3 separate regions of the Mus musculus genome follow, and all the other regions are linked to region 1. A link is a loop called in an ENCODE intact Hi-C map of the cell type or tissue named here. Cell type or tissue: heart. All regions are shown on one strand.

Region 1 (2,500 bases):
GCAGGCCTAAGGCATGGGGTGGGAGTTCTATGGTCTCTCTGTCTCTGAGGCTCCTGGCACTTTCCCTTGGGAGCTGAGGGGACCCTGAATTGCATCCTTGGTCCAGTGTGGTCACCACAGCTTTCTGTCTGACCATCCTTTACAATGCCTTCTGGGAGCAAGCCAGCAAGCTTGGAGTTTTGGCTGGAGGCGCCTTGGGGATGGGGGAGGGTGGAGGGTGGAGGATCAGCAGCCACAGAGAAGGGGCCTGTTTCCTGACTCTCTGACCCGGGCTGTCTCTGTGGAGGCCCCAGACCCAGGAAGGTCATCTAGGGCGAAATTCCAGCTTGAGCCCCCTGAGCAATGACTTCAGTTTTCTTGATAAGGCAGAAAAAGGGACACTGAGTGTCCACCCCACACCCCCTCTCTGTCAGCACCTCGGCTCTAGTGAGGCCTCTGTGGTAGACAGCCTGACGGGGAGAAGAGACAAAGATAGACTGGGGACAGATAAGGACAGAGACAGCCAGGGACAGATGGAGCATAGAGGTGAAGATGGGGCAGCTGCCTGTGGGGAACCCCAGGGGTCAGCACCCGGCCTCTGTCTCAGCTTGCTAAAAGCTGGTTGATTGTCAAGGCTGCCACAGAGAGACTTGGGGGATATAGCAGGAACATTGGCTGTGCCGCCAGCTTGAAGAACACAACTCTAATGCCTGGGCCTGGGTCCTAGTGTGTGACTCCTGAGGCTGGTGTTTCCGTGTGTTGATGGAGTCAGGGGGTGTTACCTCTGAGGTTCCAGGAAGCATCAGCAAAGAGGTTGAGGGGCCTTGGCTCCATGGCCACCGCTGTTGGATAGGAACTGCTACTGCTTTGTGGCCTTCCAAGGTCACCTGGCCTCACAGTCTTCCAGGCACGGTCTGTGAGAGAATATTTGCACCCAACACTGTCTATTTGGCTTGTCAGGTTGGTGGAAGCTGAAAAGACACAGCTGGCCTGTGGGCTCCTGGGTCACCATGTGCAGTTGAGTCACAACCCTCAGGGAACAAGAGCCTGGACTCAGGGCTGTGCCCACAGACACATCCACACAGGTACCCAGATGCCTTGTGCAGCTGAGTCACTGTCACTCCTTGGGGAGCGCGTGCTGGCTCGCATGTGTACACAGGTACATAGAGACAGGGTGCACCTGACTGTGAGTCACTGGTGCCAGCCAGCTCTGAGGGAGGGCACTGAGAGTCTGTCCTGCCATCCCTGTTTAAAAGCAAATACTCACATGCCTACATAAGAATGTATGCCTAAAGCACGGCTTCTTCGTACTGGGGTGTGTGTGTGTGTGTGTGTCAGAAATACTTGTTGAATGAACATACGAGCAGAATGAATGGACAGACAAACGAAGAGATGGGTGACACCCCCCTCCCTGCTTGGTAAAATTGGTCAGGGCAGCTCCTCAGGGTGGGTCCAATGCTCTGTGTCTGCAGGGAGTTGTCTTGCTCCAAATATAGCCTCCATGGGTGGGCGGGGAGCCAGGGATGCTTCTCAGGCAGTGACTTCACTGGGCCCAGGGCCCAGCCTCTGTGGACTTGGAGAAAATGAACAGAGGCCCAGCTTCCCATAGCCAGGCTTGAACTGTGGGGCTGGAGCCGTCAGTGCCACCGCTTGGCACCTGGAACTGTGGCACAGGGGTGGTACAGATGGGTGCGGAGAGCTTCTGGGCTGGCACTTCTTGGGGAAGGCAGGGGCCTGCCTGCTGATTGCATAACGCAGACCCCCTGCCGGGCTGTCCTTCATCTGGCAGGGACAGCCCTCTGGCCTGGGCTTGCTCCCAGGCCACTCCTTTGTTTCTGGAATCTTTTCTTTTTTTATTATTTCTTTTATTTTTTGAGATTGTAATGTAATTACATCATTTTCCCCTTCTCCTTCCTCTCTGCAAACACTCCCTAACAACCCCCTTGCTCTCTTTCAAATTCATGGCTTCCTTTTTTCCCCCATTAATTGTTGTTACATACATATGCATGTATATGTGTGCGCATGTGTGTGTACACATATGTTTTCCTAACTATAACCTGCTCAGTGTAGATAATGGTACTTGTTTGTATGTTTTCAGGCCTGACCACTTGACATTTGATAATCAGCTGGTGTGCTTTTCCTTGGGAAAGACTTTGAGCAGTCCTTAGTTGCCTGTAGTTCTTTATGGAGGGTTGGGGCCTCGTGGGCTCCCTGTCCACTTTGGCATGTCTATAGTTGATGTCTGCTTTCAGCTTATGTTCAGGCTGCCATGTTGGTGAGACTTCATGGGTGTAGTAGCATCTGAAATGACTAGGAGGCAGGGTCTCACAGCCATCTCTGGTCCTCTGACTCCTACAATCTTTCTCTTCCCTGAGCCTTAGGTGTGGCATGTTTTGAAGATGTACCCACTGGGACTCGGTAGGATCCTCTTTCCTTGGCACCCCCCCCCCCAATTCAGCTCAGCAGTTGTAGTATTACTGGAGTTGACATCCTGCCTTTAGACCTGTCCTTTCTGCCCTGC
Region 2 (2,500 bases), 260 kb after region 1:
CAATCTTAATTAAACAAGTCTCTACTAATGGATTTGTGTAATTTCCAATCTTTACCATGAATGACACACACACACATATATGTACAACTGTGTATACAAGTAGCCGTAATCTATTTGTTCAGGATAGCCCCAATTTAAGAATTCCTCCCAATTCCACTTACTCTCAGAAAACATTCCAGTTTAATTAAATAATTACTCTAATTTTAGTTTTAACATTAGGGAAAGGTGCTTTAAGTAAAATTAGGCAGGAGTTACCTTTGATTCAAGTTTTCAGACTATTATCAGAACTCACCTGCACTGGAAACCTACTACTAGCTAGACTAAAATATGAATGAACTCTCACTGAGACATGTAACCAATATGATTGGATTATGGGTATGGTGACATGCAGAAAGGAGAAAAGCACAACTAGGAATCAAGCATACAACACTCTCAGAGCGAAGATGACACGTCAATGGAGCTAAGAGTAAGAAAACACACAGCCGCGCAGAGTGGATATATCTAGAATCCCAACACTTGGGATAGTGCCAAGAGGATCAGGAGTGTAAAGTTATCCTTAGCTATGGGGCAATTTTGAGGCCAATTTGTGTTACATGAGCCTCTTTCAAAACACATAGAAAAAGAAAACTCAAACAGACTAAATGTAATAGGACAAAGACTGTATTATGCTTTCTCTGATGTCCAACGTGTGTTTACCAATACCAATCCTGACACCAATGATGCACCCAATCATTTAACTCAATACTTTATTACCCAGAGTTAGCACAGACTCAAAAGTCAAGGGCTCGGGCCCAAAAGACCCATTTTAAAGGCCAGCCACAAACAGGGCATCAAGGCTACCCTCACATCTGCCCACAAATTCAAGGTCCTGCAATACACTGCCTCACACTTAATAATTTGTTAGGGCAATTCACAGAACTCATAAAAATGGTTTGAATACATTTAATGGTTTATTATACAAAATATAACTCAAGAGCCTCATACCACAAGGACTAAGTTAAATTAGTTCAAAGCATATATCTAGGTTTTATCTGTTATCCTTTACTACAGCTAAAGGTATAACTGACTTCTGAGCAAAAGAATAAGTGATAGATACACTGCCTATGCCATGCTTTCTTTCAGACTCCCATGAGATGAACTGTTGATGGCCAAAATGACCCAAGAACTTCATTCTGAAGATGGAAAAATCTGTTCCTAGCTATCCTGTTATTATCCCTAATAAATGTAAAAGGAAAAAAAGTCACCATGGCAAGCCATTCCAACGTCCAGATTTTACTTTTAGGTCAGACTCTGGTCACAGAGTTCAGATCAATGGAAAAGTACAGAAAAGAACTGAGAGTGTCCAAGTGAAGAATGGCCACAAAGATGAAATGATGGCAACTGCATGAGAGACTCAGTGACGTGGTCCCACAACAAATGAGAAGGCTGATTACAAACAACACAAAGTGATAGTGGGCCCGGCCTATGTAGTTCTGCATCTTTCTCAGCAACTACTCTACGGCTTCAAAGCATCAGTTGGATGCAACATGACAACAAAGCTCTGTCAAAAGGAGGTCTGAGAGCAATACTGAAACAGCTGACAACAGGAAAAGATATCCTCTGGCACAAATGATTAACAGTACTCCTTAAGCAGAACTGAAAATAACTGAAATTCTAGTACAGGATAAGCAAATGACTTTAGAAATCTGTAGGCATGTGAGATGCTGATCACAAAGACGGGCTATAATCTTTTCTTAAGAGATTCTTTTCTTAAGAGATTCTTACAGAAAGGACTAACTACCTAGACATCATTAGGTTCCCTGTCCTGTGGTTTTATTACTTCAAAGAAAAAAGGGGAGTGGAAAACAAAACAAAATGAGCTACTACCACTTCTTCCTACCCACTCACACTCCATATGTATTTGCTGTAAACTCTTAAATTATTTCTGTAGGCCTTTACATGTTAAGACATGTAAGAGGAAGCCATGTCTTCCTACTTCTGCACCTGATTCTAAACAAAATCAAGTATCCTGCTACACATAGTTCACATCAAAATCTGAACCACTTTTGACATCACATTTATCACCCAACATCCACCCTTAACACACATGGTTTAGATGAAACCAGACTGTATTTTGTAATTCTTTAAAGTTGTTTCCTGTATTTTTCAAATCCCCTTTCAGCCATATTACCCACCTATTTTTATTTTAAATAATGATTTGCACAGCTAGCTCTTTTTACCTACAAGCAAGAACCTACATGTTTGCCTACTACACTATATTTTCTTTGATGAAGAAGTTAAAACTCCAAATCTTGGTAAACTCTAACTCCGAGATACTGTAAGGTCTCATTCTTCCATCGTGCTTATTTCTTCACAAGAGGAAGAGAACATTAAAATTGGCTTATATTCCTTTTCACTTGGTTCCCTGGCCAACAACATCAATACTCAGATATTCACTCAGAATTTACTTGCTCTTCTGCCCTCCAGGAGCATTGCACACTGATTACTTCTATGTTACAGC
Region 3 (2,500 bases), 260 kb after region 1:
TGTGAGCCACCATGTGGTACTAGGAGCCAAACTGGGATTCTCTGAAGAGTAATAAGCAGCCAGTGATCCTACTATTGTCTCTCTAATGTTATTTAATTAACCCTTCCTGATAAGAAGAAGAATTTAAGATTAGAGCCGGGTAGTGGTGGCCTGTGCCTTTAATCCCAGCACTTGGAAGGCAGAGGCAGGCAGATTTCTGAGTTAGAGGCCAGCCTGGTCTACAAAGTGAGTCCCAGGACAGCCAAGGCTACACAGAGAAACCATGTCTCGAAAAACAAAAAACAAAAAAAAAAAAAAAAAAACAAAAAAAAAAAAGAATTTAAGATTAGTTTTGCTTTTAACAAAAGTAATTAAAAGTCAGCTTGCTCCATGTATTAGTGAGTGTCCAACACACATAGGCCAACCTCAGCAATGTGCGTATGCTGGGCACACGGAAAATATTTTACTTTTAATGAGGTCAAAAGATCACAGTTTTATTATCTTAGCAAATAGCAAATAGCTATATGGCACAGGGACAAGCTATTAAATCTCTCTAGATTTCAATGGATAATACTTAGAATAAACAGAAATTAATTTCACATTTAACTGTCCTAAAAGTGTCTATGTTCTCCCTGGCTTTCCAAATATTGACTTTATATCAACTTCTCACTTTTTGACATGATATATCTCAGTTCCCATATATGGTCCAGATTATAGATAGTCTTAAACAAACTTAGATTACCTTTAAACTAGTCACAATTACCCACCCAAGAGCATAAATTCTACCACGGCCTATTTATGTTCATGATTAATATATAAGATACATGCCTCTTTGTAGCTTGCATTATTTCTAAGGTCTCAGAAAGTATCCCTGTTACCCCCATCACTGGCACATTGCAATGCAATGCAATACTAAACATGAAATACAATATACAGAGAAATACTTCCTGATTAAGATGAAATATGAAACCCAGCAGGCTGGTACACATCTGCAATCCCACCACTGAGCAAGCTGAAGCAGGAAGACTTCAAACTAAGGCCGTCTAGAACACAAAGCAAAATTTTATTGAATGGAAAGAAAGTAAGGGGGAGGAGAAGGGAAGGAAGAAAATTTCAAGTCTTTTCTTGAAAAGAATGAAAAGTAATGATCATTAATTGATAATCATTGTAACTGATATATCCATATCACTGATAAATTTATAACTGACTCATAAATTTTAAGTTCTCGAAAACAAAAAATTGTTCCAATAAATGTACATATGTGTTTCTCCTGCCACTTTAGTGATCCTCCCTATAAAATCTTGTATATTGAGATCACTGACTTTTCACAGACACATAGGTGTCACCACTAGAGGCCACCAAATACTTCTTTTTCTTAAACCAACACATTTGTAAGTCATTCTAAGTCCTTACATTAGTTCACATTATAAGCAAATAACTATGAACTGTAATACCCAATAACTAAAAATGGCACACATGAATCTCTAAATAACAGTAAAAACCCCAACAAAGAAGGAAGCATGTTTCACACAGTGTACAGGATGTCTAGATCACCAGAGAACTTCTCCAGATTATAGTATACAAATATCACTACGTAGATGCCTTTGGAAATAGTGTATGTGAACGAGAGAGCTCATACTATCTCTGAATAGTGTCCCCTGCAAGCACGCGATTGCTATCCATGTGTATATACATGAACACATTATGATTGATATGTAAACTACCAGAGTCCTTTGTTTCATATTGCAAGGTATTTCACATATGTTTTTAATGTCTAAGTTGCCACCATCTACAGTAGTGATACACACAAAATTCCAGATTGCAGAAGATCGAGTATTGGGCAGATGATGTTAAGTTCCTTAGAAAACTCAGCTCTAAGTTCTTAGTGGGCTGCTGATCAAGTGTTCTGAGTCCACCTACTTTTGATACCCTCCTTCTCACTAAAAGTAGATGACCAACTACAGAAGGCCCAACTAGCCTCCAAATACTTACAGGACCAAGAGAAACTTACAAAACAGAATAAGGCTTCATCTTATCTGATCAACCACCATTCTGCATATAATATTTTCAAAAGTTTTCAAATACACCAGAGAAACAGCATTGTCATGTCTTAGATGTTGTACTTTTAAAATCCTGACCTAATTTTAGAAGGTCATAAAAATGCTTATAGTTTTATTTTTAAAGTTATAACTTTGGCTTTTACACTGAGTCTATAATGGGTTTTAAATCTATTTCTCCATACAGTTTAAAAGCAGATCGAGATTACTTGTTCAGATGGATACTCAGTTGTACTCCTATTTATCTATCCTGTCTCCTCCCCAACTACATCACTCCTGGAAACCATGGAAACTGATTTGCACTGTTCCCTGATCTATTAACACATGTCTATCTCTAAGCCAATGCCAAACCCTGTTGACTATGAAGCTTTATAGTGTATCTTGAAACAAGGTAGTATAATCACAGGTTTGTTCTCTCAAAACAGTTACAAACTGTCTTGCCCATTTGCCATACTGTCTGAAGA

The links. Peaks named below come from ENCODE experiments on the same cell type or tissue, not always from the same donor. Only the 100,000 strongest peaks of a DNase experiment are listed, where the experiment ranks them.
Region 2: a loop joins it to region 1, with 3 times the contacts of the local background. A loop is called at or near these places in 10 of 42 quality-filtered maps.
Region 3: it touches region 1 in a loop (7-fold over the local background); 10 of 42 quality-filtered maps call a loop at or near these places.

The regions. Positions count from the first base shown.
Region 1 is chr7:110,287,333-110,289,832 of GRCm38, forward strand. It overlaps Gm32861 (a long non-coding RNA gene), which reads right to left and starts at 1,066. Exons shown (of 2, transcript XR_869865.3): 1 at 762-1,066. In heart, no CTCF peak of the experiment used is centred here; DNase peaks (open chromatin) are centred at 349, 969 and 1,519; H3K4me3 peaks cover 327 bases; H3K27ac peaks cover 2,500 bases.
Region 2 is chr7:110,550,950-110,553,449 of GRCm38, forward strand. The region is part of intron 2 of Sbf2 (SET binding factor 2); the gene reads right to left. Among named protein-coding and RNA genes, the nearest start is that of Gm46027, 54 kb to the right of the region's middle. In heart, no CTCF peak of the experiment used is centred here; no DNase peak of the experiment used is centred here.
Region 3 is chr7:110,547,141-110,549,640 of GRCm38, forward strand. The region is part of intron 2 of Sbf2 (SET binding factor 2); the gene reads right to left. Among named protein-coding and RNA genes, the nearest start is that of Gm46027, 58 kb to the right of the region's middle. In heart, a CTCF peak has its summit at 1,316 (motif pointing right); no DNase peak of the experiment used is centred here.